Regions from separate parts of the Mus musculus genome. Here all the other regions are linked to region 3. Evidence: chromatin loops called from intact Hi-C (ENCODE). Cell type or tissue: heart. All regions are shown on one strand. Each heading gives the region's core, and the rest is flanking DNA. Links, peaks and the distances in the headings are about the cores only.

Region 1 (4,323 bases), core at 264-4,263, 380 kb before region 3:
AAAGACCATTACCCAAATTCTTTGGTCAAATGAGGCAAGTTTTATTTTCTGTCAGATGGGGCTATAGGTCTCTAAAGTGGAGTTTGAGAAAACCGCATCAAACCCAGGAAAAGGTGGGCTTTATACTAGCTCCAAAACTTCAAGGCCAGAGGGCTTTCAAGGGGTTTTGGTTATGTAGGACCTCAGAGGAACAGTTCAAAATTATTTGGCAGAGCATTTCATCAGGGTGGAGGTCACAGTATTTATAAGAGGTGGAACATGCACAAGAAATGTGTCAAATCATGATCAAACGCCAGTTTTATAGAAATCGGGAATGACCTTGTAACAAGATGGCTCTTAATTCTTTTCTGAAGATTTATTTATTATATGTAAGTACACTGTAGCTGTCTTTAGACACACCAGAAGAAGCCATCAGATCTCATTACAGATGGCTGTGAGCCACCATGTGGTTGCTGGGATTTGAACCCAGGAGCTTCGGAAGAGCAGTCAGTGCTCTTAACTGCTGAGCCATCTCTCCAGCCCAGCTCTTAATCTTAAGATGGCATCATGCTGGTCCACCACTGGGACATGGGACCCAGGTAGCAGGACTACAACTGTGTCCTTAGGTCTATATTGTCCCTGTCCTCTTCCTGTCTGCCTCTCTGTGTCCTGGCCTCCATGAAGCAAGCACTGAACTTGGTTCTGTGCCTCTCCCACCATGCAATGCAAGCCCCAGATGATGCAGCCTGCCAGCCGTGCCCAGAAACCTTTGAAACCATGAACCAAGATTTAAACAAATAAGCAAACAACACCCGTTTCTCACCGGCTGGCATGTGTCACAGAGATGGAAAGTACCTGACATGGGAATGGGACAAGGGCTTCATGTCCATTGGAAGGGGGAGGGAGAGGTCCTGGTCTCTACTGTTTCTGAAGTCCAGTGGGAAGCCATGATGAGGGCCTCCTCTCCTGTAGTAATAAAGACTCTCCAGTCATCAACAAACCGTCCCCTTGGTGTAGCTGGGACCTACTGACTGGGACAGCCTAGATCCCATAACCTAAGAAACCCATTCTGGAATCTTAGCTTCGAAACTCTATTCTTTTCTCACTCTTTTATGCCCAGCATTGGCTAGTGGAGAGTGCTCCTCCTCAAGGGCCCCACAGATGCCATCTGAAATATTTGCTGTGGCAGGAGAAGGGGGCGGGGTCTTGTTCCACACACTGGCTATTAAATGTTCTGGCCTGGGAGGGGGGACCCTCCTCACTTTTGCTTATATGCTACTCGGTATAACTGACAGGATAGCCCCAGCTAACTGCAGAAGGGCCAGGAAATGGAGGGATGGAATATTTGCTAAGCAATGTTGTCTTTGGGACGGAATAAGATAGGTGGTAAAAATCTTATTAGTAAAATATCAGATGACAGTAAATGGTTTGAAGGGAGGAAAGTGGGCGAGAGAAGTTGGGGATAAGCCTGCCCTGGGGTATATGCTGAGATTCTACTCTCAAGAGTTCTACGTGGAAGACGTTATCTTTGGGGATGGTAAAAATGTTGAATGAAAGTGATTAGTGTGGGTTCTAATCAAAAACAGATTCTTTTTTTCCTACGTTGGAGATGATGACCAAGTTTTAGGTATTGATAACATATTGATAATAATGACATCTACAAAACACAAAGTAACACATGCAACTGGTTTAGGATTACAAGTGGTAAAAATGACGGCAGTGGCGATTTCCTCTATTTTTTAAACCATGATTTTTAAGCCACATGGGAACAGGGTGAAATTTTATGAGACGCCTTTGCCTTTAAAAGCGGCCGTAGGGGAAATGGTAGCAGGTGTCCGCAACAGGAAGGGAATTCTGGTAGCTAAGCCTGCCATATGTGAAAACCTGATCCAGGACCAGCTAGGCCAGTATGGCTGAAGTCAACTAAGAAAAGTTGGCTGGGGAAAGTCAATCAGGCCAATGTACTTTGAATTTTGCTTGAGAGGGAACACAGCAAAGTTCTGAGCAGAAGAATGTGACCTGACACCATTTACAAAACAGAGAAGAAAATGGTAGGAAAATGGTAGGTTCCCAACTCACCAAGCAGTGGCCAGTTCAGTCTCCCAGAATGCGTTTCCTCTCGGCGCCACCAGGGAGCAGCAGTGTTGCGCTGAGAAGGAGGAGAGCTACGGGCCGCGCCCGGGGTGCAGGTGAGGCCTGGGAACCTTTGATCCGAAACAGATCTGTTGGTCTCCAGTCTTGGCTCAGAGCCTTTAATCATCAGAACTTCGAAGGCCTGACCAAGAGCGAGGGATACCCGAGCGGGAGGTGGAAAAGAAACCACAAGTTAGGAAATAAGGGAAGTAGGGAAACTGCCTAAGTACGACTGCAACTTTTTAAGAGGTGCAGTCCCCACGAGCGTCCCCTAGGGGGCCAGAGCATCTTTTCTAGTGCGACCTCATTGATTCCTCGAATCATTCAAATGTGGAGCCCAGAAAGACCGCAGCACTTCCCCCACCAGGGCGAGAGTGGGAAGGCAGGCTGCGTCACCGACATTCCCCTGGCAGCTGGGACCTGGCTCTGCTTGGCACCTCCCTACAGGGCGCACCTAGGCGGGTCCATCGGCTCCCGGGACAGGGGTGTGGACCAGCAGCGAACAGGTGCGCACAAGGCCCGGCCCCTCTCGGCAGGTGGAGCACGCCCAGAGGGTCTCTGTCCTCAGGGAGTTCAGTCCTTTCAACTTTGACTAGAGCAACAGGTGGCTGCACAGGTCGCCTATGGTGCAGACGCCCTCCTGGCAAAGCGGTCACTTGGTTCAGGCCCTGGAGGCAGGAGCGCACCTGAGTCAGCCCACTTCCGGGGAGGGAGGCCCGCAAGGCCCGCCCCCGCCGCCCACCCCCAAGTCCAGCCCCCGGGCTCCCACCCTTGTGTACCTGGGCGGTTCCATTCCCGGGAGTGCGCAGGGGGTAGAGTGACCCAGAGAGCCACCGCGCGCCGGGTCAGTTGTCTTCGGGAAGCCGAAGGCATGAGCTTCGTCCAAGTTCATTTTGTAGGTTAGAACTCCCCCAGTGCGAGGAAAATGGACTTGGAATAGGGGCCGGGCGCAGCACGCACCCTTCTCGGCCCTGGTGCTCGCCGCGCCCCCTACTCTCTGGATACTTGGGAGGGGACGCGCGGGCACCGTCGCTGCTAGACGGCCGCGATGGCGCCGGCGGCCAGCGCGTGTGCTGGGGCGCCTGGCTCCCACCCGGCCACCACGATCTTCGTGTGTCTTTTTCTCATCATTTACTGCCCAGGTAAGGATTGGGGTCCCTGGTGCTGTGGGACGGCGGGAGGGCGCTACCGGAGGTGGATGGAGGGCTGTGGTTCTCACCGGCCTTGGAGGACCCGAAACCAAGTGGTGGGGAGTCGTGAGTGATGGTTGGTGCGGGAGTGCAGATTAAAGATCTCCAGAACCCGCCTGGTTGAGGAGACCCCTGTGTGCCCAAGGAAGGGAGTTTCTTGTGGCGCCCAGTCCGGTCCTCCGCCTTTGTCGGAGATAACAGGAAGTGAAAACTCTGGGGATCTTAAGGCTGAGCGCTGTATGGAGAAGGGGACCCTTTGTGGTCAGGAGCAAGGCCTCCCGATCGTGAGATAGGCCTGCCATTGGGATCTTGGACGCACCTCAAGATTTCTAAGTGTTGGGGTAACGGGGAGAGGTCATTCCCGGACTGGATCAGGCCAAGAGCTCGAGAAACAGTGCCCTGGCTTGGAGTGGGTGTGGAATTGGGGACTCCCCACCCCACCTACATCCCTGGTATCTGTAGAATGGACTTTTGAACCTTAAGTCATCTTCCGCCTAGATTGTTGAATGTTAGCTTAAGTGGGGGCCTAGGGGTTCCATCTACATTTGGATGTGCATTTTGAAGAGTCTCTGGGTAGGAGGATGTGGACAGAATATTCTAGGGACCTAGCCCGGATGGCTACATACTTACCACTTTTCAGCCCCGGAGGTGTATAAAATGGGCATGATTATCAGATCTGCCTCGCCAGTCTCGGGGATTAAGGAACAATATGCTAGGTGCTCTGAAAGACTGCATATACTGTCTAAGTGGTGTGGCTCATTGCTGTTGTGGTACCTCCCTGGGTTTATCTATCCCTGCTGACTATACTCTTCTTCTCAGACCGTGCCAGTGCCATCCAGGTGACCGTGCCTGACCCCTACCACGTAGTGATCCTGTTCCAGCCAGTGACACTACACTGCACCTACCAGATGAGCAATACCCTCACAGCCCCTATCGTGATCTGGAAGTATAAGTCGTTCTGTCGGGACCGTGTTGCCGACGCCTTCTCCCCTGCCAGCGTGGACAACCAGCTCAACGCCCA
Region 2 (4,323 bases), core at 243-4,242, 310 kb before region 3:
TGCTCTTTTACAGATTTAAGAAGGGAACTCTGGTACTTGTCCCTTGGAGAGCATTGCTAGGTACCAGATGTGGTTGGATGTGCTATATGCAGGGACCCATTCCATCTTCGTTCCATCAGTACCCTTGTTACAGAGAAAGAAACAAACTGAGGCCCAGAGAAATTAGGACACTTGCCTGAGGTCACACGGCTAAAGAGTAGCAGGTTTTAAGAATCAAACCCAGGTAGTGTGGCTCTGCTCTGCACAGCCTAGAGTCGATCACCCTGAGCTCATACACTGAGCTGTTGCGGTGTGCTCCTGCGGGGTGGGGGATGGGACCAAGGAGATGCCAAGCTTATTAGCAGACACCACACAGTCAGAGGAATGTTGACACACACATAAGCTAACGTCCTAGAAGTAAAAGCAACTATACACTGCCAACTAGCACCTGGCCTGAGCTCTCTGTGGCCGACTACTTCACCCAAACCTACTCCCGCGTTCACTGCAGGTGGTAGCAGCCAAGTTCCAGTTTTGTTTTGTTTTTTTTTTTTGCTTCTTGTGCTTTCTAAGAATTTCCAAACAAAAAGTGCTATCTCCTTGTTTCCAGTTCCCAGGTTTCCTTCTCGGCCTTGTCTGGCATATAGCACTGACCTCTAAACGGTTCCTCTTACAGTGCTGCCAACGGAACTCAGGGCTTTATGTGTGTCAGGGAGAGGCTCTACCACTGAGCCACGCCCCCCAGTCCCTCACTGGGGGATTCTAGGCAGGGGCTCTACCACTGAGCCACGCCCCCAGCCCCTCACTGGGTGATTCTAGGCAGGGGCTCTACCACTGAGCCACGCCCCCAACCCCTCACTGGGGGATTCTAGGCAGGGGCTCTGCCACTGAGCCACGCCCCCAGCCCCTCACTGGGGGATTCTAGGCAGGGGCTCTGCCACTGAGCCACGCCCCCAGCCCCTCACTGGGGGATTCTAGGCAGGGGCTCTGCCACTGAGCCACGCCCCCAGCCCCTCACTGGGGGATTCTAGGCAGGGGCTCTGCCACTGAGCCACGCCCCCAGCCCCTCACTGGGGGATTCTAGGCAGGGGCTCTGCCACTGAGCCACGCCCCCAGCCCCTCACTGGGGGATTCTAGGCAGGGGCTCTGCCACTGAGCCACGCCCCCAACCCCTCACTGGGGGATTCTAGGCAGGGGCTCTGCCACTGAGCCACGCCCCCAGCCCCTCACTGGGGGATTCTAGGCAGGGGCTCTGCCACTGAGCCACGCCCTCAGCCCCTCACTGGGGGATTCTAGGCAGGGGCTCTGCCACTGAGCCACGCCCTCAGCCCCTCACTGGGGGATTCTAGGCAGGGGCTCTATCACTGAGCAACATGACCAGTCCCAGTTCCTTTTCTGCAAAGGGAGATGACAAAACCTCCTCAAGAGTAAGATGACTGTGAGGACGAAAGGAACATGTCCTGTGCATTCTTAGATATCTGTGTCTTGTCCCATTAGCCTTTCTTTGGGACTCAAATGGGTGTTTGTCACTGCAGCCAAAGATTTGTCTGCTCCCTCCTCTATGCAGAGGTAAATATTTATCTGGGATGCTAAGCATTTCATACCTGTCTTTGGAGTCCCATAGCCTCTTAAGATTTATTTATTTTCATGTATTAGTGCTTTATCTGCAGATACACCTGCATGGCAGAAGAAGGTATTGGATCACATTATAGCAGGTCATGAGCCACCATGTGGTTGCTGGGAATTAACTCAAGAGCTCTGGAAGAGCAGTCAGTACCCTTAACTGATGATCCATCTCTCCAGCCCAGAGTCCCCTAGCTTCTTGTGAGCTAGCAGCACCTCTCCCTTCTCCAGGAACCAGGAAGGTTGCTCAGTTGGTGGAGTGCTTACCTAATATGTATGAAGCCTGGGTTCCATCTACAGGGTCGCATAAACCCCACATGGTGGCCTGGGCCAAGCCTGAGTGTCTTGTTTGTTTGTTTGTTTGTTTGTTTGTTTATGGTGTTGATGATATAGTGTCCATCCTCTCATGAAAACAACCTAAGGGAGGCATGTTTATTTCACTCATCTTTCCAGGCTACAGCCCATCATTTTGGGGATAGCATGTTGACAGGAACTTGTTGGAGCTGGCCATATCACATTCACAGCCAAGAGCCTGGAGATTAATTGGCTAATGCCGAGCTCAGCTTTCTCCCCTTTTCATTCAGTGTGTGTGTGTGTGGGGGGGGTATGAACTAGTGTTGTTAACATTCAGGATGGGTCTTCCCTCCTTAACTCAATTAAGAAAAATCCCACTCTGGCATGGCCAGCCTAATCTAGGCAGTCCCTCACTGAGACTTCCTTCCCACAGTGTTGAAAATTAACACCATGACACTGGGGTACCCAGGACTCTGACTCCCAAAACCCAAAACCCCAAACCCAAAGTCTCCCCTCCACCTTTCCGTCTCCATCCTGAAGGCTCACCGGCCACACTCTGCCAGTAGATGGCAGAGTTGGGATGCCAATGCCAGGCACCCCCAAACTCCCCATTCTTTGAAATTATATCAAGGGATTGTATACTTCTTCTGGAACTTCCTGGAAGTTGGAAAGATACTAAGTACGAGCACAGGCTGGGTACCAGCACTCGAGCATCTGGAGTGGACACTTGTCACCAGTGTGTTGGTTGTGATGTCCTGAGTGGGAGTGGTTCAGAAATGTTCTAGAATGGTCTTTTTAGTTCAGATTTGGTGCTACTCATGGCCTCTGGGCTGAGCTGACTGCTCACCCCTACAGAGAGCAGAGTGTGTATGCATGGTACCTATTTGCTTTGGCTTTGCAGAGACGTGCACTGAGACTCCAGCCAGTTACCCAGCTCCGGTGCACACTTATCTGCTCCTGGGACTTGCTGCCTACCATTGTTACTGGCTCACTCCTCTGGGCTTGAAAATGGGTGGAGTGAACCAGCTGATGGTCTTTTGCCTGCGTGAGTGGATTTAGGTCAGAGTTCACTCAATACCAGCGCTTTGGTCTAGAACCAGCAGAGAAGCGTTGGATAGCTTAAGACTGATAAAGAACATAGTCTTAAAAGCATAATTTAGAGGCTGGGGAGGTGGCTCAGTGGGTTATGTGATTCTGTACAAGCAGGAGGACCTGAATTGAAATCCTATGCACCATGTTAAAAGAAACATGCACCTGTAATCCTAGTGCTGGGAGCAGAGACAGGATTCCAGGGACTGCTGGCCAGCCAGCTGGTGGTGAGCTTCAGTGTTAGCGAGAGACACAGTCTCAAAATGTAAGTGTAAAGTGATAAAGAAATGCATCCAGTGTCACTCTCTGACACCCACATGTGCATTCATCTATACATGCACAACTGTACAGAACTGCACATATATCATAACTCTCTCTCTCTCTCTCTCTCTCTCTCTCTCTCTCTCTCTCTCTCTCTCTCACACACACACACACAAACACACAAATGCATCATTTAGCTGAGCATGGTGGCTCAAGCCTATAACCCCAGCACTTGGGAGACAGAAAACCACAGAGAGTTCCAGGCTATTCAGAGTTATATAACAAGACTCTGTCTCAAAAACAAACAAACAAAAGCATCACTCAGTGTTCTAGCGTAACATCTATTCTGGGGAAAAGAAGGACAGAAACCCATTTTAGACGACATGTATAATCAAAGCTATGAGTGCAAGGCTTGGTGGAGGGGGGGTTGGAGGTAATGAAGAAGGGGCTCAAGATTAAGGGGTCTCCAGGAGGGGGCATCATCAGGGCCAGGGGAGAAGGAAGGAACTTGCCAAAGGAGGCTGTAGCTTGGATGGGTCAAATGGATAAAGCCCATTGGTCCCTCTGGAAAACAGTACTCCAACCATTGTGATCAGAGGCCATGACCAAAGTTAGAGATGGTGCAGATGGGAAAACACAGCTATTTTGTCCCATATGGAGGCTGGGTTCACCTCAAAAGCAGAGGCAGGAGAGTCTCTCACAAGGAACATCCCAAGTCCCTGAGCTAATATGGATTGGGATTCCAAAGAAGAAAGAATCCTTGCGCCGGGCGTGGTGGTGCACGCCTTTAATCCCAGCACTTGGGAGGCAGAGGCAGGTGGATTTCTGAGTTCGAGGCCATCCTGGTTCATAGCATGAGTTCCAGGACAGCCAGGGCTACACAGAGAAAGCTCATGTCAAAACCCAAAAGGGGTGGCAGGGCAGGGAGTGGAGAAAGAAAGAAAAAATAGAAAGAATATTCAGATGGTACATTGGTGGATGTTGGGTGTCACAGTGACCCGTGTAAAGCGTCTATTAGGAGAGCTTGTGTGCAAAGGGGGCTGTGATATCCTTGTTAGGTACAGAGTGGGAAATGAGTGT
Region 3 (4,284 bases), core at 285-4,284:
AACTGCCTGGCTGTCGTTCTTCAGGCCCCAAACCTAACCTCTGGCCCAGTGTGCATTCTCCTAGTGTGGCATCCCCACAGCTGGCCTTTGGCTTAGTTTATTTGATTCATTCAGGACAGACAGCACCAATCTGAGCCCAGACACTCACTCTTTCTCCCTTCCCCTTCACAGGCCAGAGAGTATGCGGTTTCTCTCCCACTTCAATCATGGATCCCCCATTGTGGCTTTCCTCTCAGAGCCTGTGAAACTGGTAGATTAGCCAGGAACAATGCCCCAGACCCCCACAAGACTAATCAGCCCATATGGCTCTGATAGGTTGGTACAGTTAGCGGCTAGACTCCGGCCAGCACTGTGTGATACCCTGATCACAGTAGGGGGCCTGGAGTTCCCGGCTCACAGCCTAGTGCTGGCAGGTGCAAGCCCAAGGCTTGGCTGCAGGGGCCGGTGGGCTCTGGTTGAAGACATAAGCCCTTCCACCTTTGCTCAGATTCTGACCTTTGTCTATGGAGAGAGTATAGAGCTACAGCCTGGGGAGCTGGGGGACCTTGAAGAGGCAGCCAAAGCCTTGGGGGTACAGGCCTTGGAAGAGGCCTGTCAGAGAGCTCAAAAGGGCAAGGATGAAGATGAGCTGGATCCAGGACTGAAGAGGCACCAGCAATCAGAAGACTTCATGAGGGGCTCTGAGAGAGGACTTGGGAGTCCTGGAGAGAAACAGAAGCCAGAGAAGGATTTTAGAAGTAATGGGAGAGAACAGGAGATGTCACACAAGCATAAAGCACCCGGAGAGAGGCCTGAGATGGCAGGAGCAACTAGGATGATGAGCTCAGAGGAGGTCATGCGAGGTATCGAGAGCCACAAGGGCTCTGAGGAGAGTCTTCGTGGGTGCCCTGATCCCCTTTCCCCACCAGGTTCCCTCCTAACTAGCCTCATTCCCAGGCCCTGGTGGGCTGAAGTCCCTAGGTTGGGGGAGGGCCAGTCGGCCTTGTGGAGCATCTTGTTGTGGCCCTCCAGATACGGTGCTCCCTTCTCCCATAGTACCCCCATCACTGCGGCCTGGCAGGTCCGGCCTCAAGATCAGAGGTGAGTGAGAGGCTTAAAGGAGGACATCTAGGCAGGGAGGGAGTGGCTCCGGAGAGGCAGCAGTGATGGTTGGAAGGGTTCAGTGTACATTTCCTGAGTTAGAGACAACAAATATTGTCATCACAAGACAGGCCAGAGTCAGTTAGGTTCTCAGGCTTTGCCAAGACTGTAATTCTTCTCCACCCAGGATCCCACTGACCTTGAACCACTCCAAAGCTCTCTGGAGTCAGAATCAGCTGGCTTCCTCTAGCCCCACTCCAGGTAAGCCCCTCAGTATTCCACACAGGGCTTTTGCCCAGTGGCTGGGCTCCAGGAGTCCAGCCTTAGCAGGGCCCCTACTTCACTCTGTTTCCAGGATCTTTTCCCCAGGGCACTGAAACCCTCAGCCCTTGGCAGATAGAAACGTCTGGGCAAGGGTTCACAGGTAAGTAGGGTGAGAGCTGCCGCCTCCCCTCTCCTCACCAAATCGTTTAGACATTGTATTGATTCGGCCTCAGGGATTCTGTCTGGGTCACGCCATTTCTCTGTCCACACAGGCACACTGGCAACCTGTGTGAGTCAGGAGCGCACACTGAACTGCCCATCTCACCAACACCCTCCTTTACCCTCTCCTGCTCGCTCTCGGCCCTATTCTTGCTCTGTGTGTGGAAAGAGGTTTTCACTCAAGCATCAGATGGAGACACATTACCGAGTCCACACAGGTATGGGCATCCTGCCCAGTGTGAATTTATCTTTTTCGTTTCCATCGCCGGCCTGCCAGCTCCTCCCTTGCCCTATTGCTCGACGCACCCCTAGCTTGGAGAGCCTTCGCCCATTTCTTCCTTCTCTGGCTTTCTCCTCCACCTGTAGGAGAGAAGCCCTTCTCCTGTAGCCTCTGTCCTCAGCGCTCCCGGGATTTCTCTGCCATGACCAAGCACCTGAGGACACATGGGGCTGCTCCCTATCGATGCCCTCTGTGCAGGGCTGGCTGCCCTAGCCTGGCCTCCATGCAGGCGCACATGCGTGGCCACTCGCCCAGCCGGCTGCCGCCTGGATGGACCATACGCTCCACCTTCCTCTACTCTTCCTCGAGGCCGACCCGGGCCTCCAGCTCTCCCGGTAGTCCTACCTCCTCTGCTGCCACCTGACCGGGTGTTGGTAGCTTCTCTGGCTTGACAAAGAGTCCAAAGAATGAAAGGCAGAAGGGCTCAGCTAGGGCGGCCTGGCAAATTTAACCACAGAAGAACTGCGAGACAGGAGCTACGAACCCTTCCGGGACAAGCGAGTTGCAGAAGCCTCGGCCTGGCGAGCCCGAGTTAAAGGACAATTAACTCGGTGAAGATTAACTGGGGACTGTCAATTTCATCACTATAATAAAGTTTCCTGTGCTCCAGTCAGGACGAGTCCAGACTTTTCCTCTGTGCTAGGGGGTTTCCACCCTTGCCCTGTAGCGGCCCCTGCTGGCCATTCACCATTCAATAAACAGAGGGTCACACTTCTCCTTCCGGGGGGCTTCGTATAATTCCCGAGGGCAGCACGCGGCAAAGGCGCTCCAGACCCTGCGGGAGAGGAAAGGTGGCTTTGAGGCGCCCCAAGACTCTGGTTCCTCCCACAGCAATCTACCGCGCGCGTAGTCTAGGGCTGGAGAGGAGCGCAGACTGAGGTCCGGATTTCGACCACCGGTCTGCTCTCCTCCGAGTAAGGGACGGAAGACTAGCCTCTCCAGCATCTCCCCTCCGCGCCGGGCAATGCGGCTACCGGGTTGCGCCTGGAAGTGAGACTAATCCAGCGCCGCCGCCCTCCCCTCAGCCAACGCCTAGCGCAATAGCTAACTTCGTCTACTGTGTGTCCGTCGGGTTCCCAGGGTCCGAAGCCAACGGTACCCTGGGAAGGACCCTGGGAATGGTAGTCCATGCAGGTCGCTAGTTCCGACTAGAACAATGGGAGGAGTCTGAGCCGGGAACCACACCTCCTGGAGACCAGGAACTGGTTCTCCTGGTCTCTGTCGCCAACCCGGTATTCCCAGTTCTCGCGCCCCAGCTGTCGGCGGAAGGAGCAAGGCGACTGGACTACATTCCCCAGAAGACCTTGCGCCTCCCGCTCTCAGGCCGCGACGCGGGGTCCGCTCTTCAGGTGCGGCTGGAGGGTGACGGCCGACCGGCCCAGGACTCCTGCTCCCGTGGTGCCCCGCGCGTGGCCAGCCCAGCCCCCGGCTCCTGCCCGCCCCACAGCGGCGCTGGTTGTTGTCGTGAGCCGCAGCCGCCCCGCTTTGCCCCTCCTCCCCTCCTCTCCCCTCCCCCCCGGCCCTGCGCACGGGCTGCCCCTCCCCCCGCCTCCCCGGCCCCTCTCACGGTGCCAAGATGGCGGCGGCGGCGGGCGGCGGCAGTTGCCCCGGGCCTGGCTCCGCACGGGGCCGCTTCCCGGGCCGGCCGCGGGGTTCCGGCGGGGGCGGGGGCCGCGGCGGCCGAGGCAACGGAGCCGAAAGAGTGCGGGTAGCCCTGCGGCGCGGTGGCGGCGCGGCGGGGCCGGGAGGAGCCGAGCCCGGGGAGGACACGGCCCTGCTCCGTTTGCTGGGTCTTCGCCGGGGCCTGCGCCGGCTCCGCCGCCTGTGGGCTGGTGCGCGAGTTCAGCGAGGCCGAGGCCGCGGCCGGGGACGGGGCTGGGGCCCGAACCGAGGCTGCATGCCGGAGGAAGAGAGCAGTGACGGGGAATCCGAGGAGGAGGTGAGGCGGTCGGAGGTGTCTCTAGCGCCGGGTAGGGCGGAGGCCAGGGGCTTGCAGGGCTCCGGATAGCTCCGAAGGGTGTTGTGGACAAGTGGGATTCTCGGGGCTCCTGGAAAGAAGCACGAAGGAAGCAGGCTGCGTGGAGCGTTTGGGTAGCTAGGGCCTTTGAAAGTGATCAGAGAAACCCTGACTGCAGCTAGACGCCTGGAGCCCAATTGGTGTCCTGAGCTGATCTTTCGCGGTAGCAATGGCAGAGCAGGACAGGAGTGGGTGAAGAGGCCATAGGGATTGCATGCCGGACCAGCGGTGGTTGACAGCAGCAGCGTGGCCTTAATTGACCAAGGCTAGAGAGCCTCCTGGGCTCTTACTTGCAGGCTGCCTCCTTGGCCCTTAAAATCCGCGACATATCCCTGCCCTGGTTCCACCAGGGCCCCAGTTGCTCTCTGGTTCTAAGGTAGAGTGGTGGAGGCTTCTTAGGCGCGGGTTGAAGAGGGATAGAATG
Region 4 (4,323 bases), core at 101-4,100, 270 kb before region 3:
GGAGGAACAGTGGCGACCAGCACCCACTCGGCCTCATGGACCTGCCCCCACAGCTCTCCTTCGCTCTCTATGTATCTGCCTTTGCGCTGGGCTTTCCATTGAACTTGTTAGCCATCCGAGGCGCAGTGTCCCACGCTAAACTGCGACTCACTCCCAGCTTGGTCTACACTCTCCATCTGGGCTGCTCTGATCTCCTACTGGCCATCACTCTGCCCCTGAAGGCTGTGGAGGCCCTGGCTTCTGGAGCCTGGCCCCTGCCGCTCCCCTTCTGCCCAGTCTTTGCCTTGGCCCACTTTGCTCCCCTCTACGCAGGCGGAGGCTTCCTAGCTGCTCTCAGCGCTGGCCGCTACCTGGGGGCTGCCTTCCCCTTCGGGTACCAAGCCATCCGGAGGCCCCGCTATTCCTGGGGTGTGTGTGTGGCTATATGGGCCCTTGTCCTCTGCCACCTGGGGCTGGCCCTTGGCTTGGAGACTTCCGGAAGCTGGCTGGACAACAGTACCAGTTCCCTGGGCATCAACATACCCGTGAATGGCTCCCCGGTCTGCCTGGAAGCCTGGGATCCCGACTCTGCCCGCCCTGCCCGTCTCAGTTTCTCCATTCTGCTCTTCTTTCTGCCCTTGGTCATCACTGCCTTCTGCTATGTGGGCTGCCTCCGGGCCCTGGTGCGCTCAGGCCTGAGCCACAAACGGAAGCTCAGGGCAGCTTGGGTGGCCGGAGGCGCTCTCCTCACACTCCTGCTCTGCCTGGGGCCCTATAATGCCTCCAATGTGGCTAGTTTCATAAACCCGGACCTAGGAGGCTCCTGGAGGAAGTTAGGACTCATCACAGGGGCCTGGAGTGTGGTACTCAACCCACTGGTCACTGGCTACTTGGGAACAGGTCCTGGACGGGGAACAATATGTGTGACGAGGACTCAAAGAGGAACAATTCAGAAGTAGCAGCCACCTCTGGGGGCAAGGGGCACTGCGTGGAATTGGATGACTCTGACTCTGCCAGGCTCCCAAGAGGGCAGATCCACCACAACTCAGGAGGCCTGGCCCAAAGCCATCGCAGAAACCACTCATGGGAAGGGTTCCACCTGGAGAGGACAGCGTCCTTGTACGAAGAAAGTGGAGGGCAAGTGCTGGACAACAAGAGACAGTACGTCTGCCTTACACACCTCAGCCTGCTCCCAACTGCTTCTGGCCTGTATTGTCCTAACTGCCTGCCGTAGGCGGTGCGCAGTCCTCTCCTGGGGGTGACGGGAAGCTCAGTTCTGATCTGGAGGAATACCACCATCATGACCCAGTTTTGGAGTGTTTCCCTGAGATAAGAACATTTTCATGTCTGAAGAAAAGAGGCAGCATCATGGCCCTGCCATACCACGCTGAATCCACTAGGGGACAGCACTGAACGTTCAGCTTCAGCGAACCGGGGATAGGGGGTGGGGTGGAGGTGGGAGGAGGGGGCGGGGGTGGTAGGAGGAACTGGCTTGAAACAGGGAAAGAAAGGGCTTTGCCGGCCTGAGCTCCATCAGAGGCAACTGCGGAGAGGAGTAGGTAGTTGCCGGTACCACTCAGAGTCTCATCCTTCAGGGTGTCTCATTTCATCGTCAAACAACCCTTCTGTGTAGCACCCCTCCCTCTTCGTGCGTGTGTGTGTGTGTGTGTGTGTGTGTGTGTGTGTGTGTGTGTGTGTGTGTGTTATTGGAGATAGAGTCCAGAGCCCTAGGCAAGTGCTCAATGCAGCCACTGACTTTATTCTTTATTCAGCAGCCCTGATCTTTATCCAGGTACTTCACCACCACCACTCCATACATACCACACACACACACACACACACACACACACACACACACACACACACACATGTGCACCATACACATTTGTTCTAGCAGACAAGAGTTTAGGTGTGGTCTTGAACTCCTGAGCCCAAGTGATTCTTCTGCCTCAGCATCCAGACAACCTGAGACTGTTGGCACAGGACACAGTCCCCCCATCTCACTAAAACTGTTGATTTCAGCCAGGTGCCCAAATGGGCAGGTTGTGAGCCAGACTCAGTGCCCAGCAGGGGGAGCCAACACCCATGCCATTCTGTAGCATGTTTGCTTGTCCAGGGAGCATCTTTTCAGATTTGAGCTGACACCACACACTCCTTCAGCTAACTGCTCTGGGGTGCAAAGCAGTACTCCCAGACAAGGGATGCCTTCCCCCAAATACAGTGTGAATTAGCTATGGTGCTGACCACCTTCGTTTTGGAGATGGTAGGAAGCTTTCTTGATGTCCTATAGCATAGATGAGCTGGAATGTGGTTCTTCCAAGTAGGACCCCTAAGGCTTAATGGACATGTAGAAAAACTAGTGGTGTCAGCTATATTGGTCATCATTTGGAGAAGGAGGAGAAGCACACCCCAGCCCATGAAAGGGAGGCCAGAGGAGAGTGGCCATGAAGGAGACAGACACTTGGGCATCTCCGGGGAGGCCAGGTATCAGAATCAAGTTTGTTCTTCTCATGAGAATAAAGCCTTTAATGATGATTAACAGAAGAGTAGCCAGAGCACCTGAACTGGTTCATACAAATTATTCCTTTGGGCAAGTGGACCTCTGTGAGGTCAAAGCCATCCTGGTCTACTTGGTGAGTTCTAGGACAGCCAGGACTACATAGTGAGACCCTGTCTCAAAAACAAAAACAAAACAAAACAAAACAAAACAACACAAGAAAGAAAGAAAGAAAGAAAGAAAGAAAGAAAGAAAGAAAGAAAGAAAGAAAGAAAGAAAGAAGGAAAAAAAAAACGACCTCTTTGAGGCTTTAAATTCATTTGAATGTAGGGTTTTTGAGCAGTAGATCCACAGCACTTAGGAAACAGAGCAACACATAGTAGGCATTCTGCAATCAGCATGTAGTAGGTGCTCAGCAGTTCTGTGTTGCTTATTTGGTATTCTGTAGAGAGCAGGACTGTAGTAATGGCTGGGGTGACTATTTAACATATCAAGGCAGATGCTGGCCAGCTCTCCCAGCATCCCTCTGTACCTGTGACTCCTCTAGCACTTCTCGGCCTGCCCCTACCCTAACCTCCCAGGGCCTGGGCTTCCCTTCCCCTAGCCTGATCCCTATATAGCTCAGCCACCTGGCTACACCAGTCTTTTGGCCTCTTGACTGGATCCTCTTTGACAGGGGCTCTTCTCTTGCTCCCCTCCCGCTCTCTCCTCTCACTGTCCAGTTTAGTCCGCTGGCCACCGTCAGCCTGGACTCTCTCTTCCCTCTGTCTGCTTTCTCCCTTTTATCTACAGTAAAAATCTTCTTCCTCCTTTAGAGTAGTCATGTCCTCCTTCTTTAAGTTCATGTTTGCATTCACCATGAAAGCCAGAAGTAATAGACATGGCCCCTGGGCAGTGAGGGCACCAGAGACTCTTGGTAAAAGGTTGGGGCACCTGCTGGGGTGGAGCCACTGCCCCCAGTTACCTGGCCTTCCTCCCACTTGGGGGACAATCCACTTCCTTCCTGGGGCCCATGAGAGCAGAGTGATTCACTCAGGCTTCCTCTGCTGAGTGGAGCCAACCCACTTCCAACTAGATCTCTTGATATCCAACTCCCCCAGGAGACAGAGCCTCCTTTTAGCATCTACATCTTTATTATTTAGTCATTCACTTAATGCAAGCCCCAAAGCAATAAAGACTGCTTGGCTCACAGTAGCACCTTTAACAACGTCAGGAAATTTATCCATGCTAAGTATACAACCAATCTTTAAAAATAAATTTGCAAATATGTACTCTATTTTCACAGCCCCAGAAAAATCCCTTCTGTTTCTTACACCATTATCTCTCTATCTCCCAATTACTAATCTACTTTCTGTTTTAAAATATTTTCCTATTCTGGACATTTCATGCAAATGAAACTGTGTGAGACAGAGCCTGCTATGCCTAGCTTGCTTCACTTAGCACACATTTTAGGGTTCATCCATGTGGTGTGCTTGGGTAGTTCACCCCTGATTATGCCATTATCCCGATGCATCTGTCTGTTGAGGGGTCATTTCCGCCTGTGAGCCAAGGTCACTAGGTCTGGGATGAGGATGACGCATGAGCCAGTGTTTGAGAATGTGCGCGTGTTCAAGCCTCTTCAATAAATATTCATAGCAGAATTATTGGTATTGTGTAAATGTATGTTCAACTTTTTAGTTGAACCGAATTGATTTCCAAAGTGCTATCCCATGGTGCGTTCCCCTCAGCCATCAACAAACACTGCGCTGTCCCTCCATCTTTGCCGGAACTTGGTTCCGACTAGTGTTCTGCTGACAGCCATTCTGGTGTGCGCTTGTTGGTTTGGTGCTCTGTTCCATAAGTATGTG
Region 5 (4,323 bases), core at 185-4,184, 370 kb before region 3:
GGAAGGTCTTCTCCCCCAAGTAGTGGACGGAGAGGGCGGGCCTATGCACCTCCGAGAAGTCGCAGCCGGGATGACCTCTATGACCCCGACGATCCTAGAGACTTGCCACATTCCCGAGATCCCCACTATTATGATGATTTGAGGTCTAGGGATCCACGTGCTGACCCCAGATCCCGTCAGCGATCCCACGATCCTCGGGATGCTGGCTTCAGGTCACGGGACCCTCAGTATGATGGGCGACTCTTAGAAGAGGCTTTAAAGAAAAAAGGGGCTGGGGAGAGAAGACGCGTTTACAGGGAGGAAGAAGAAGAAGAAGAGGAGGGCCACTATCCCCCAGCACCTCCGCCTTACTCTGAGACTGACTCGCAGGCCTCGAGGGAGCGGAGGATGAAAAAGGTGAGCCTAGACCCTTTGACTTCAGATCTTCAGGACGCCTCTTCCTCCAGCCCGTACAATTAACACTTTTTCTTTTCTCCTTTGCAGAATTTGGCCCTGAGTCGGGAAAGTTTAGTCGTCTGATCCCACGTTTTGTTATGTAGCTTTTATACTTTTTTAATTGGAATATTGATGAAACTCTTCACCAAGCCTAATAAAATTCCTGATCACAAGATCTAAGCCTCTTGTTTTGCTGCACGAGTTGAGAGGAGGGGGACCAGCAAAAGAAGCGGCCAGACAGGCCTTTAGCCTTCTTCATAGCCAGCCGCCTAGAGTACGTGCCCCTTGCCGCCTCCGCCCTGCCCCGCCCCGACGTGCGCATGCGCCTTCGGGAGCGCGCGAGCGCGCAACCCGGCTCCCCAACCTCCGGGCTCCTATACGACCTACTTTTACAGTCTTCAAACCCTGTGCCCCGGCGATCTGAGCCCCGCATCCGTGTTGCCGGCCTTCCAGCCGGGCCTGCGTTCCAACCGGTGGTGGTCCCGTGTAGAGTCCCCGGGCCTATGTGTGTGTACGCGCCCGGCCGTCACCAAAGACAGACAGCGCGCGCGTTCCCTAGGGCCTGCCCTCTCCCGCGCGCGCGCGCGCGCCCGCCCGCCCCGGGATCGCGCCGTCGCCGCCACCGCGCGCGCGCAGCTCCAGTAAAGGAGGAAAAAAAAAAAAAAAAGGAAAAAGAGAAGGGGGGGGGGTGATAGAAAGCGGCGGCAGCTGCAGCCACAATCCGCCGCCGCCGGACCGGGCTAGGCCGGGCGGCGGGCGCGGGAGCTGGCGATCTGGGCAACAGGGCGGCCGCCATCCGGGCAGGGCCCTGTTGAAAAAAAAAAAAAAAAAAAAAGCTCAAGTCGCGGCGGCGGCGGCGGCGAGCGCTCAGGGAAGCAGGCCCCAGGCCGCGTGCGGCGGGCCGGCGGGCGGGGGGCAGCTGAGCTGTGGCCCGGAGCCTCGCACCGCCCGGAGCCGGCGGCGGGCGGAGGCGGCAGGAGGAGGCGGCAGCTGCAGGAGTAGCGGCGGCGGCGGCGGCGGCGGCGGCGGCATCTCCTCCTCACATGACCCCACTGTTTGTCCCCGTGATCAGCGCAAGCGGCTCCCGTGTCTCCTCCGTCCCCTCCTGCCGCGCGGCGTGAGCGCCGGGCTCGGGCCCCCCCGGCCGCCCGCCCCCTCCCCTCCCTCCCCTCCCCTCCCCCCCGCCCCCCCCATGGACATGCTGGACCCGGGTCTGGATCCCGCTTCCTCGGCCACCGCTGCTGCCGCCGCCAGGTAAGCGCGCCGACAGCTCGCGCCCCTCCGCGCGCCCTGGGCCCCGGCCCCTCGAGCCCCGCGCGCAGGGGCCGCCATGATCCCGAGCGGCCTCTGGGCCCGGCTCAAAATGGAGGCCGCGGGGAGGGGATCCGGGCGGCCGGGGCTCGGCAGCGGTGCTGACCCTAGCGGGGGCCGGGCCTGGAGGGCGGGCGGCGGGCCGCTGCGCCCCGGCGAGGGGTGCGGGCCTCGCTGACCCCGGGCCCTGCCCCTGGTGTGCCCCCGCAGCCACGACAAGGGACCCGAGGCCGAGGAGGGCGTTGAGCTGCAGGAAGGTGAGTGTTTGCGGGGGCCACGGGGGCTGCGGCCCGCGCCGGGGTTGCAGGCCGGGGACGCCGGGAGGCCCCGCGCGCCCGCTGAGCGTGCCCCCTGCCCTGCTGCCCCCACAGGCGGGGACGGCCCGGGGGCTGAGGAGCAGACGGCGGTGGCCATCGCCAGTGTCCAGCAGGCGGCGTTCGGCGACCACAATATCCAGTACCAGTTCCGTACAGAGAGTAATGGAGGCCAGGTGAGGCGGCCGTGGGCCGGGAGCCCGGAGGGCCAGCGCCGGGGTGAGCTGAGGAAGGGCAGACGCGTGCGGCGGGACAGGGAGAGGCTCCGACCTGTCCCCCACTCGGGCCCCAGCGTCGGTCTCGTCGCTCTGCCGCCCCCTGCAGGTGACATACCGCGTAGTCCAGGTGACTGATGGTCAGCTGGACGGCCAGGGCGACGCGGCCGGCGCCGTCAGCGTCGTGTCCACCGCTGCCTTCGCGGGGGGGCAGCAGGCTGTGACCCAGGTGGGTGTGGACGGGGCAGCCCAGCGCCCCGGCCCTGCCGCTGCCTCTGTACCCACAGGTCCCGCAGCACCCTTCCCGCTGGTAGGTGGCCCGCGACTTATGGGGAGGGGCTGGGGAGGGGGAAGGCCCAGGGGGTGGGGTGTGTGACACACACATGATGTTCTCTGGGCTGGCCGGCTGTGTAAGGTCTGGTCAGAGTTTTGCACAGGCGTTGGATAGGGTCTTTTGGAGTTACTTTTCATTGCAAAACTGGAAAACTTCTTAGAGGAAAGAGTAGAGCTAATGATGGTTGAATGGTGTCAGAGACGAGATTCTGTACAGAATGGCACACACAGTAGGCTACGCCCTTGCCTCACCGTATAGTAAACAAACACCGATACCAGTAACAAAGATGGCATAGCAGGGGTGGCTAAGGATGGCCTATGTGTACTCCTCCCTAGGCTGTAATTCAAAATCCATTCAGCAATGGTGGCAGCCCGGCGGCCGAAGCTGTCAGCGGGGAGGCACGATTTGCTTATTTTCCAGCATCCAGTGTGGGCGATACCACAGCTGTGTCTGTTCAAACTACAGACCAGAGCCTACAGGCCGGAGGTAAGGGGAAGGAAGGGTTCTGAGGTAAAGCTAGGGAAACCATTTAAGCAGTTCCAGCTTGACCCATTACTGATGTTCGCTGCACATTCCCTGCAGGCCAGTTCTATGTCATGATGACACCCCAGGATGTGCTTCAGACAGGCACACAGAGGACAATTGCACCCCGGACACACCCCTATTCTCCGTATGTGCCAGTCCCATTGTTGGAGCCAGAGGGAAGGGAGGGTTTCAGGGCTGGTCAGCATACAGCAGGAGTGGGGTATGGGTTTTATGAGCTTCTGCTTCGGAAGTATCAGTTTAAATTTTTTTCATCTATTTCCACCCTCTCTTCACGGGGATTTGCTTTGAAAGATAACTGTGAAGAGCTAACCCAATGGTAGCCTAGCATTCTGCGAAGCCCTGGGTTCAATCCCCAGTACCTTAAAAACAAAGGTGTTTGTCAAGTCTGATAGCTTGGTAAATGCTGTCGTTTCCCCTTCTGCTTTAGGAAAATTGATGGAACCAGAACTCCTCGAGATGAGAGAAGAAGAGCTCAGCACAATGAAGGTAAGGATGGCGGAGTGCTCCTGGGTGCCTTGAGCCCATTGCCTGACATGTCCAGATGCTGGAGACGTGCATGCTGAGTGGTTAGGTCAGTGCTGATTGGCGGAGGACGGCAAGATGTTGGGAAAGATGGAGGGCGTGCATTCAGTTTGGCCAGATATTTCCTCTTGCCCGCCTATGATTTTGATTTGATTTGTTGGCCATCCTCTTGAAGTGGTGGACCCCAGATCTGCACATGGGGTTTGACCTCATGAGCAGGCTTCCATTTCTACCTGGGCAGCCTCTGGCCAGCTGAAGCCAGAGCCTCCTACCCTTCCCGGAAGCTCCATGTTCCACCCTGAGGTCTTTTGTCCTTTAGTGCTGTCCTTTGGTCTCCCAGCCTTGATAGGTCACCACTGCTAAGCACATAGCAGCCCTCAGTGTAAGGTAGTTCTAATACCCAAACAGCCATCACTCAACAAATATTTACTGACCCTGGATCCCAGGCAGGGCAGGGCAACACAGCACAGGCCCTGTGCCAAGTCTGCAGCCTGGCCTAGGGAGTCCGTCAGAATTGTGAAGGACAGCTTGTGGCTAAGGGATTGCTAACGTGCTGAAGTGAGGTCACCCCAGGAAGATTTTTCCAAGAACTTGGCCAGTAGAGGGACACACAGGCTGATGAAGAGTCAAGTTCTTTCAAGGGGAT
Region 6 (4,323 bases), core at 143-4,142, 380 kb before region 3:
GCTGAGTTTGAATGCCACCACTGTAGACCCAGTCTCCAATCATTCATTCATTCATTCATTCATTCTTTCTTTCTTTCTTTTTGTTCTCTAATGGTACTAGATATGGATGGAACTCAGGGCTTGTCATGTCCTAGATAGAGTTACATGGCTAGCTCTACCTCTAAGCCACGTCCCCAGCCCCTCTCTGGGGGATCCTGGGCAGGGGCTCTACCACTGAACCTCACCCCCAACCCTTCGGGGGGTGGGGTGGGGGTAGGATTCTAGGCTGGTGCTCTACTACTGAGTTATGTCCATAGCCACTGACTTGATGTTTGTCAAGGATCGACTGTGTCCCTGGTGCTCTTAGAAGCATTTAGAAAAGGGTGGTGAGTAGAATAGCCCAGACCCTGTCTCTGCCCCAGGTTGCCTTCTAGAAGTGAGACTGGCGGTGAGAAGACCTAGGAAGAGCGGGCACACCTCTGATCCTAGCATGGGGAAGGTGGAAGTAGATAACGCATTAAAACCACCTTCAGCTATGTAGCAAGTTGGAGGCCAGTCTGGCTACATAAGTGCTTAGCTCAGGGGTTTATTTAAAAAAAAAAAAAAAAGGTTTTGGAGATTTCAGATAGTTTTTACAAGCTACGAAGAAAATAGCTTTGGGTGATGTGTGGAATGACTGGGTGCGCCATCTTCGCCAGCATGATTTTTGAAGAATCCCAAGGATGGAGGAAAGCCATAGAGACAGCAGTGAGCCAAAGATGCAGGTTTCCCTGGGTAAATGGAGGTGTCCAGGATTTGCCTTACATGATTGGTTTTAATTCTGTGTGGGAGCACAGGAAGCGGGTGGCTCTTGACTGTAGAATGTTCCCTCTGTCCCTGGCAGGGCGCAGGTGAAAAGCAGGGTCCCAAGGGATCAGACTTGCCTTGAATCCCCATGGAAACTCAGCTCTAAGCTTCCGCTGCCTGTGAAGCTGGGGAGAGAGCGGGCTTCTTGGGAACTCCCACTGGGCCTAATAATGATCAGGACATCATCAATACAGAGAAGTCCTTGAAGGCCGCCTGCAACTAGATGTGCAAAACTCAATAATGTTCGTCAGGATATATCCTGGGGGAAACCTCATAGCCCACAGCCTTCTAGCTGGCTTATCTCAGTAGTGGTACTTAAGTTCCAGTAGCCAAGAGAGCCTCCCTTCTCTTCAGCTTTAAGGACAAAGTATTTAAGAGGTTAGTATCCCAGAGGCCACCTGCTCTCCTACTTTTTAAGAGTGAAAGTAAGTGTAACCTGTCCCCAGCTACTCAGGAGGCTGAGACAGGGGTATGTATGCATATGTGTAGAAGTTCAAGGTTCAAGGCCATCATGGGCCACTTAGTGAAACTTTGTCTCCAATAGTGAAAAGAGGATTAGGATGTAGCCGGGTGGTACAGTGCCTGTCTAGTATGGTTGAATGGCTGATAGAAAAAAAAGATACCCATCTCCCAGGGTCTCCTTTCCACTCCTCTTGCTTTGGGAGCTGTGGGTTATTATAGCAGAGGGCCTAGTGTTAACTTCCGCCGGCTGCTTGGAGCTATTCCCCCCCCCAACCCCCTTGACCCCATTCTGAGCTGTCTGAACAGGACCCTGAGGGCCTCTGAAATCATGAGGCATCCCTTTACTGTGTGTAAATAAGGAGTCAGGACATAGGCCAGGCTCTGTTCCCACTGGAGTATCTTGGTGTATCTTGGCCTCTCACCTCACACATGGAATCATTGTCCAGCCCCTGTGATCTTGGGGGCCAGCAGGGACCAGGAACAGGGTGTGCCCCACAGGAAGGAGGTGGGCCCAGGCCTCAGGAGTGATCAAAAGAAGCCGGAAAGCCTCCCTTTTCATGGGTTCTGCAAACATCTGACGGGCCAAGTACAATATAGCAAGGCCCAGATCTGGTCCTGGAGGTCCCTGGTTTTAATGTCTGGCCTATGTAATCATTTCCCATGGCAGGGGGTTCCTGTTCACGCCTTCGGCTTTGGGAGAGGTCAGGAAGGAGTAATGAAAACCATAGGCCCATAGGAGAAGAACAGTTGGGTGAGCACCACAGCCAAAGAGCTTTCCTACCAACCAACCCGTAGGTCCCGGGTCCCCTTGAACATTGAGCATCTTGGTCCTACAAGAGCAGTGCTCCAGTTCACAACACCCGACACCCACTGTTGGACCGTAGACACCTAAGTGGGAAGTCATGAGTTCAGAGAGCAGTGCAGCAGAAAAAAAACAGGAATATTTAGGGCAGTCTTAAGGGTTCTGTGAAAGGCTGGTGTCTACGATAGAGGGGGATCTGTGCATAACACAACCGCAATCAACAACGGCTTGAAGCCTGACCTTGGGCTGGGAGTAGTCTTTGCCTCGCCAAGGTTACCCCGGGCAGCTTTCCCAGAGCTGTGCAGCCCCCGCTTCCATGCCTGGCACTTGCTGTCACTCCTAGGGCATTGCCCTTTACACTGCTCCTCACCATTTGATAGGCAATACGTGTTTTAACTCCAGGAAGGTTCTAGAATCTTCTCAGGACTTCTGAACTGTCTGACTACTGAAGAACTCTGCGAGCTTTTGGTGTCTCCAGGAGTTCACTCTGCAGCCCAGGCTGGCATTGAACTCACAGTCTCATGCTTCAGCCTCCTAAGTGCTGGGGTTAATACATCTGTGCCATCACATCTGTGCCACCACATCTGGCTCAAACTTTTGTTTTTATAGTTAACAAACTACCCTGAGTTCTAGGCCAGCCAGTCTCAAAAGAGAAAATCAGCCAAAGAACTGAACATACCTTTTATGAAAAAAAAAAAAATCCAAAACTAAAAAAAGAATTATTTAAATGAAGTAAGAGGTGGCATTGTTTTTTAATTTTATGTGTCTCCTTGGCCTAGCGCAGTAGAAGCAAGATTTTCCAAGCAGCTTTGGTCGGCTATGAGGTCACATGTCACATGGAAAACTCTTTTGAACGTTCCTGAGAGGTTGAGGGGGAAGGCTGTAAAATAAGTGTGGCCTTAGGATCCCCTGCAAGGGCCAGGGAACTCCAGGGTACCACCCCCACCCCCACCCCACCCCCTGCCACACTGTGAGAATCTCTGCTTTCTAAGGAGGGTTCGTTACACGCTTCCTAGAATATTCAGTGCATTCTCTGGTTTTTGTTCATTGCGGTCCAGGGGTTGAGGTGATCTCACTGTAGTCCAGGCTGGCTTCAAGCTTTCTGTCTTTCTACCTTAACCTCCCCAGAGCTGGAGACATCTGCCGCCATACCCTCAGCCATGTTGAATGCCGCATGAATAGATCTGGTGTTTATTTGATAACCAGGTGGCTAGAATCTTGGGACAAGCAATGCAAAGCTAAGGAGAGGGACAGCCTTCCACAGAATCAGAGTTGGCTGAGGCTGACTCCGTTCTTCTGCCGTAATGTTTGTCAGAGGTGAAGACAGAATTAGCATGGGAGCAGGGTGAACGAACAGCTTCAGTGGGCAGGAGATGGAAGTTGAGGTAGCCAGGGGGTGCTTCTCCAGGTTTAAGCCTGACTAACCAAAGGAACCTACCTGGAGGGACACAAAAGATGAGCTGAAGGCCACTGAGATCGTGGGGGTGACATTGACTAGCTAGTATCCAGAGAACCTGTTGAGGGCTTTGCGGGCCTGGGGACTGTGCTTGCATGATCTGGGTAGAGTCTGGAAAGGGCTTGCTTTCTCAGGAAGCCTTAGCGCTTAATAGCTGGTGTCTCAGTGGGTACCACGGATTTAGGCACCCAAAGTTAACTGCTATCATGGGTGTGGTGGGCAGGTTGTCATACAGGCTCCTGGGCCCATGGGATCAGGTGGCGGCAGGCAGGCCATCAGGAGCCTGTGGCAGAGAAGACCAAGGTTATGACCCTCTGGGATTCTGTTGGCTAAGACACTAAGATAGAGTCTCTAAAACAGAGGCTTCCCTGTCCCGGCCTTGCTAGGTTGATTAAAGGATCTAACTAATTAGGGCCTGAGGAGTATAGAGGAAACCGGATGTGCTAAAAGACTTTCATTAGTGGTGTAATTAGCAGGCACCTTGCCTGGGGCTGCTTCAGACCAGAGCGTCCCCAAGCCCTGGGACTGACCTGGAATGTGGGGACTGAAAAGGAGGAGATGGGCTTGAAACTGGGAGTATCTGGGAGTGTCGCTGGCTCTCCCACACCCACTCCTTGGTGCGCAGGCATCTCCTATCTGGGATCTGGCCTAGTTAGCTTGGTTGCCTAGCTTTGCACACCACCCTCAAGGCCTGATGATGGGAGATCAGACTTGGCTTGGTAAGAAGCAAGTGTCTAGGATGAAAGCAACAGGTTCTGGAGGCAGACTGTCCCCACCA
Region 7 (4,315 bases), core at 316-4,315, 140 kb before region 3:
GGTGGTTGCCCTGGTTGCCTCCATATACCTCAGCCACGTTCTCAAGTCCTAGAAGAAAGAAGAATGAGTGGTTAGGAGGAAGGAGGCTTCATCTTGGGTCTCTTGTTCCCCAAGACCACAGTCCATTCCTACACAGCCACTCAGAAGACAGTGGATGGGCCATCAAAGAAGGACTGGCGAGGTGGCCGCGGCGCTCACCAAAACATCATCCCATCGTCCACTGGGGCTGCCAAGGCTGTAGGCAAAGTCATCCCAGAGCTCAAAGGGTATGTAGATACAAGCCAGGAACCAGGGTGGACACACACCCTAGGAAAACCTCACTGGCCCCAAGGCATGGGGACAATGGGAGTAGAAGACCTTTGGCTCTGACTCCCACCCTTACTCTGGAATTCTCCAGGAAGCTAACAGGAATGGCATTCCGGGTGCCAACCCCAAACGTGTCAGTTGTGGACCTGACCTGCCGCCTGGCCAAGCCTGCTTCTTACTCGGCTATCACGGAGGCTGTGAAAGCTGCAGCCAAGGGACCTTTGGCTGGCATCCTTGCTTACACAGAGGACCAGGTAGGGACTGAGGAAACCTTGGGGGGGTGCTCTGGGGAGGGACTTGGGAAATCCCACTCACCAGGAAGCTATTCTGCATGGGCCAAGCTGCAGACCAGCTGTCCAGGTGTTTCACACCCAAGGAGTTGCAGGCCAGCCAGGACTACACAATGAGACCCTATCTCAAACACAGCTTTCCCTGCAAGCCTGGGAAAGTGGGCCTTCCTGCCTCGGTGTCTTGACCAGATGTTTCTTTGATCTAACGATGCTGCTTTTCTGCACCATGGTGACTGGAAGTCACTTGTGTAACCCATAGCACATACTGTCCAAGAAAACAGCGAACTAAGAGCTAAAATGGAGCTTTCGCTAATAATTTTATATATTCACCATTGCTCTGTTCAGACACACCAGAAGAGAGGGCATCAGACCCCATTACAGATGGTTGTGAGCCACTGTGTGGTTGATGGGAATTGAACTCGGGACCTCTGGATGAGCACTCAGTGCTCTTAACCACTGAGCCATCTCTCCGGCCCCAGAAGGCTCTTAATACACTCCTGAACAAAAGACAGCAGTTCTCATTTTCTGGATTCACACCCAGGGGCCAGGCCAGGTCAGACACCTTTACTGAACAGACTATCTTAGGTGTGGAGGCACAGGCACTCAGGTGATAGAAGCAGTAGACTTCTATGAATGTGAGGGCAGCCCTCTATATAGTGAGTTCCAGAGCTATATAGCAAACCCTGTATCAAAAAAAAAAAAAAAAAAAAAAAAGTCACCTCCACCTTAGTGAAGTTCCCTGGCATTTGGCTTTTACAGGTCCACTCTCAAATGCCAAGATGTCATTTGAATGGGTCAGATCAAATCAGCCCCAATGCCAACCCACCCCCAACCCCCTGTGTTCCTAAGGGCTACAGCCCCCAAGATCTGTGTCTGTAGCTCCTTCCCTCTGCTCCCAAGACCCAGCCTCGTGCCAGTCATCGCTTCATGTAACGTTTAATGCAACCTCATTAGGGTATTGTGATCTGTATCCTCTTCCCCCGTGTGGGTACATGCAGATGCACGGGGCACATGTACCGGTACACCAGGTACAGGTGATAAACATGTCTTCCTCCATTGCACTCCACTTGTTACCGAGGCAAGATGTAAGGTAGCTTGACAACTAACTAATCTAGCTAGTCATCTTGTTCCAAGGAGCCTCAGTCTGGAGCTGGACTGCTGGGCCTATAAGTGTCCATCAACCGCCCAGCCTCTATATGGATTCTGCGGATCCAAACACAGAAAGCTCACGCTTATGTGACAAGCACTTTTATCCACTGAGCTCCCCTGCTGTGTCCCTGAGACAAAGGTTCCACCTGCCTTGATCACATTCTGTCACCAACACAAAAGGTCTCTGTCCAGTATACCAGATGAGTGACTGACAATGTGGTTTGAGAGTCTGGGTTCCTGGAGATCTTTGCTCGACTACATTTATCTTTGAAATTGTCACGCAGGTGGTCTCCACGGACTTTAACGGCAATCCCCATTCTTCCATCTTTGATGCTAAGGCTGGAATTGCCCTCAATGACAACTTCGTGAAGCTTGTTGCCTGGTAAAGGGGAAAGATGCCAGAGGATAGTGGGGGAGGCTGACAAGAGGGCGAGCGCGCGAGTGCGTACACGTACACACACACACACACACACACACACACACACACACACACACACACACGCCTGGTAAAGGGGAAAGATGCCAGAGGATAGTGGGGGAGGCTGACAAGAGGGCGAGCGCGCGAGTGCGTACACGTACACACACACACACACACACACACACACACACACACACACACACACACACACACACGCCTGGTAAAGGGGATAGATGCCAGAGGATAGTGGGGGAGGCTGACAAGAGGGCGAGCGCGCGAGTGCGTACACGTATACACACACACACACACACACTGACGCCTCCTTCCTCGCCTCCTCAGGTACGACAACGAATATGGCTACAGTAACCGAGTGGTCGACCTCCTCCGCTACATGTTTAGCCGAGAGAAGTAACACAAAAGGCCCCTCCTTGCTCCCCTGCGCACCTCGCGTTCCTGACTTCGGCTTCCACTCAAAGGCGCCGCCACCGGGTCAACAATGAAATAAAAACGAGAATGCGCACAGCTTTGCCCTCTTGTCTCTGCGCCGATCACCTTGCGTTCAGGGCGGGGTTCAAAGTTCTCGGATGAGCGAGAAGAGGTGGCGCTTGGCTCCGAGCCGAGTGGGAGAGGGAAAGCGCTGTCTGAACACAAGGTCTTCAACGGTGTAAGCAAGGCTCTGGAAGTCCCTGCAACACAGCCGGAGCTGGGCGCTCTGACGTCACTGCACGCGACGTACCAGGCCGGACTACAGTTCCCATAAGGCCGCGCGCGGGCCACGGCAAAGCAGGTGGGCGCCAGGCCCCGGTGCCGGCGAGGCCGACTAGAGGAGACGCTGCGCCTGGCGAGTCCCGCATTTGCGGGACCGGGCGGCTGGCGTCATGACCCTGTTCCACTTCGGGAACTGCTTCGCCCTCGCCTACTTTCCCTATTTCATCACGTACAAATGCAGCGGCCTGTGAGTGCAGGGCGGGCGCGGGGTGGAGAGGGTGCGGGACCCGGGCCGACCCCTCACCGCCGGCTTCTTCAGGTCTGAATACAACGCCTTCTGGAAATGCGTCCAGGCCGGGGTCACCTACCTCTTTGTGCAGCTATGCAAGGTGAGGGACTCCCGGACTCCACGTGTCTGGCCTCCAGGCATTCCAGATCTCAGGGGCCTGACTCTGCAGCTGTCACCTTCCATAGGACCACCCTCGAGACAACGCTTAGGGACTATGCCCGAATACCTTAGAAGGGATGCAAGGCCAGAAAGGCCCTGATGCAACTTTTTCTTACAACTGTTGTAAAATGAGAAAACCTCTTAGTGCGATATTTCACCCACAGGGTGTCGCAGGGTGCTGCCTAGGCATTTTTAGACATCAGATTCCCCCGTGAACTTCTAGACTTTTAGAAACCAGGCCACTTGCCCTCTATCTCCCAAGATCACGTGATCTTGCCACTTACACCTAGAATGACCCCTAGAACCCAGCGTCATATCCTCTACTTGCACACTTACTTTCCACAGTATCCACATAGTTTTTTGTTTGTTTGTTTCGGTTTTTAATCTCCCTCACCTTCCAGTGACCTTTCTACTTTCTGATCTCAGATGTTGTTCTTGGCCACTTTCTTCCCCACCTGGGAAGGTGGCATCTATGACTTCATTGGGGTAAGTTGAACAAGGGAAGGGCAAGGAAGAGTGCAGGAGTCGGTTCACCTGGTCCCCGTGTTTACTCGAGCCTCTACCTGACCCACAGGAATTCATGAAGGCCAGTGTGGATGTGGCAGACCTGATAGGCCTAAACCTTGTCATGTCTCGGAATGCAGGCAAGGGGGAGTACAAGATTATGGTTGCTGCCCTGGGCTGGGCCACTGCTGAACTCATTATGTCCCGGTGTGTGGAGCAAACTGGAGCCCAGACTTCCGGGAATGGACAGCTGGGTCCCACAGGGGTGCTGAGGGGAGGTGATCAGAGGCTGGGTGCTGGGGGTGGGGGAGTCTGGGTACTAGAGACTGCCTCCTTTTGCCTTCCTCAGATGCATCCCCCTCTGGGTGGGAGCCCGAGGCATTGAATTTGACTGGAAATATATCCAGATGAGCATTGACTCCAACATCAGTCTGGTATGCAGTCTAGCCCTAGCCTACCTTTATGTTGTTAGCCATACTTCTCCCAAAAACT

The links. A loop is a pair of places that touch in the nucleus more often than their neighbours do. Peaks named below come from ENCODE experiments on the same cell type or tissue, not always from the same donor. Only the 100,000 strongest peaks of a DNase experiment are listed, where the experiment ranks them.
Region 1: it touches region 3 in a loop (2.9-fold over the local background); 3 of 42 quality-filtered maps call a loop at or near these places.
Region 2: a loop joins it to region 3, with 3 times the contacts of the local background. A loop is called at or near these places in 3 of 42 quality-filtered maps.
Region 4: it touches region 3 in a loop (9-fold over the local background); 9 of 42 quality-filtered maps call a loop at or near these places.
Region 5: it touches region 3 in a loop (3-fold over the local background); 6 of 42 quality-filtered maps call a loop at or near these places.
Region 6: it touches region 3 in a loop (2.2-fold over the local background); 7 of 42 quality-filtered maps call a loop at or near these places.
Region 7: a loop joins it to region 3, with 9 times the contacts of the local background. A loop is called at or near these places in 3 of 42 quality-filtered maps.

What each region holds. Positions count from the first base shown.
Region 1 is chr7:30,972,011-30,976,333 of GRCm38, reverse strand. Lsr (lipolysis stimulated lipoprotein receptor) reads left to right here and starts at 2,865. Exons shown (of 10, transcript NM_017405.2): 1 at 2,865-3,254; 2 at 4,122-4,323. The coding sequence starts at 3,161. It also overlaps a transcript of Fam187b not described here. In heart, for the core only: a CTCF peak has its summit at 2,217; DNase peaks (open chromatin) are centred at 2,143 and 2,473; H3K4me3 peaks cover 1,995 bases; H3K27ac peaks cover 1,626 bases; H3K27me3 peaks cover 1,823 bases.
Region 2 is chr7:30,902,387-30,906,709 of GRCm38, reverse strand. All of the region lies in intron 7 of Mag (myelin-associated glycoprotein), which reads left to right. Among named protein-coding and RNA genes, the nearest start is that of Mag, 10 kb to the left of the region's middle. In heart, for the core only: a CTCF peak has its summit at 2,448 (motif pointing right); no DNase peak of the experiment used is centred there; H3K27me3 peaks cover 136 bases.
Region 3 is chr7:30,587,853-30,592,136 of GRCm38, reverse strand. Kmt2b (lysine (K)-specific methyltransferase 2B) reads left to right here and starts at 3,411. Exons shown (of 37, transcript NM_029274.2): 1 at 3,411-3,782. The coding sequence starts at 3,420. Zbtb32 (zinc finger and BTB domain containing 32) reads left to right here. Exons shown (of 6, transcript NM_021397.2): 2 at 172-1,080; 3 at 1,268-1,341; 4 at 1,436-1,504; 5 at 1,617-1,781; 6 at 1,930-2,456. The coding sequence starts at 269. The coding sequence ends at 2,207. It overlaps Gm32082 (a long non-coding RNA gene), which reads right to left and starts at 3,358. Exons shown (of 3, transcript XR_003946734.1): 1 at 2,818-3,358; 2 at 2,532-2,618; 3 at 1,778-1,923. Mir3569 (microRNA 3569) reads right to left here and starts at 2,757; the gene lies at 2,700-2,757. In heart, for the core only: a CTCF peak has its summit at 2,527 (motif pointing left); DNase peaks (open chromatin) are centred at 2,096, 2,526 and 3,126; H3K4me3 peaks cover 2,377 bases; H3K27ac peaks cover 2,647 bases.
Region 4 is chr7:30,857,183-30,861,505 of GRCm38, reverse strand. Ffar1 (free fatty acid receptor 1) reads left to right here and starts at 36. Exons shown (of 1, transcript NM_194057.3): 1 at 36-938. The coding sequence starts at 36. The coding sequence ends at 938. In heart, for the core only: CTCF peaks have their summits at 1,357 (motif pointing right) and 2,048 (motif pointing right); no DNase peak of the experiment used is centred there; H3K4me3 peaks cover 734 bases; H3K27ac peaks cover 206 bases; H3K27me3 peaks cover 1,642 bases.
Region 5 is chr7:30,954,062-30,958,384 of GRCm38, reverse strand. Usf2 (upstream transcription factor 2) reads left to right here and starts at 1,582. Exons shown (of 10, transcript NM_011680.2): 1 at 1,582-1,689; 2 at 1,957-2,003; 3 at 2,118-2,236; 4 at 2,385-2,585; 5 at 2,945-3,095; 6 at 3,192-3,279; 7 at 3,583-3,641. The coding sequence starts at 1,628. It overlaps Lsr (lipolysis stimulated lipoprotein receptor), which reads left to right. Exons shown (of 10, transcript NM_017405.2): 9 at 1-396; 10 at 484-615. The coding sequence ends at 519. In heart, for the core only: a CTCF peak has its summit at 2,347 (motif pointing left); DNase peaks (open chromatin) are centred at 784, 1,524, 2,194, 4,174 and 2 weaker places; H3K4me3 peaks cover 2,940 bases; H3K27ac peaks cover 2,620 bases.
Region 6 is chr7:30,966,880-30,971,202 of GRCm38, reverse strand. All of the region lies in intron 2 of Lsr (lipolysis stimulated lipoprotein receptor), which reads left to right. Among named protein-coding and RNA genes, the nearest start is that of Lsr, 4.4 kb to the left of the region's middle. In heart, for the core only: no CTCF peak of the experiment used is centred there; a DNase peak (open chromatin) is centred at 1,882.
Region 7 is chr7:30,728,147-30,732,461 of GRCm38, reverse strand. Tmem147 (transmembrane protein 147) reads left to right here and starts at 2,928. Exons shown (of 7, transcript NM_027215.2): 1 at 2,928-3,118; 2 at 3,191-3,260; 3 at 3,746-3,805; 4 at 3,894-4,030; 5 at 4,173-4,257. The coding sequence starts at 3,042. It overlaps Gapdhs (glyceraldehyde-3-phosphate dehydrogenase, spermatogenic), which reads left to right. Exons shown (of 11, transcript NM_008085.2): 8 at 115-266; 9 at 398-560; 10 at 2,030-2,127; 11 at 2,503-2,683. The coding sequence ends at 2,575. In heart, for the core only: a CTCF peak has its summit at 2,667; DNase peaks (open chromatin) are centred at 2,871 and 3,971; H3K4me3 peaks cover 2,673 bases; H3K27ac peaks cover 1,949 bases.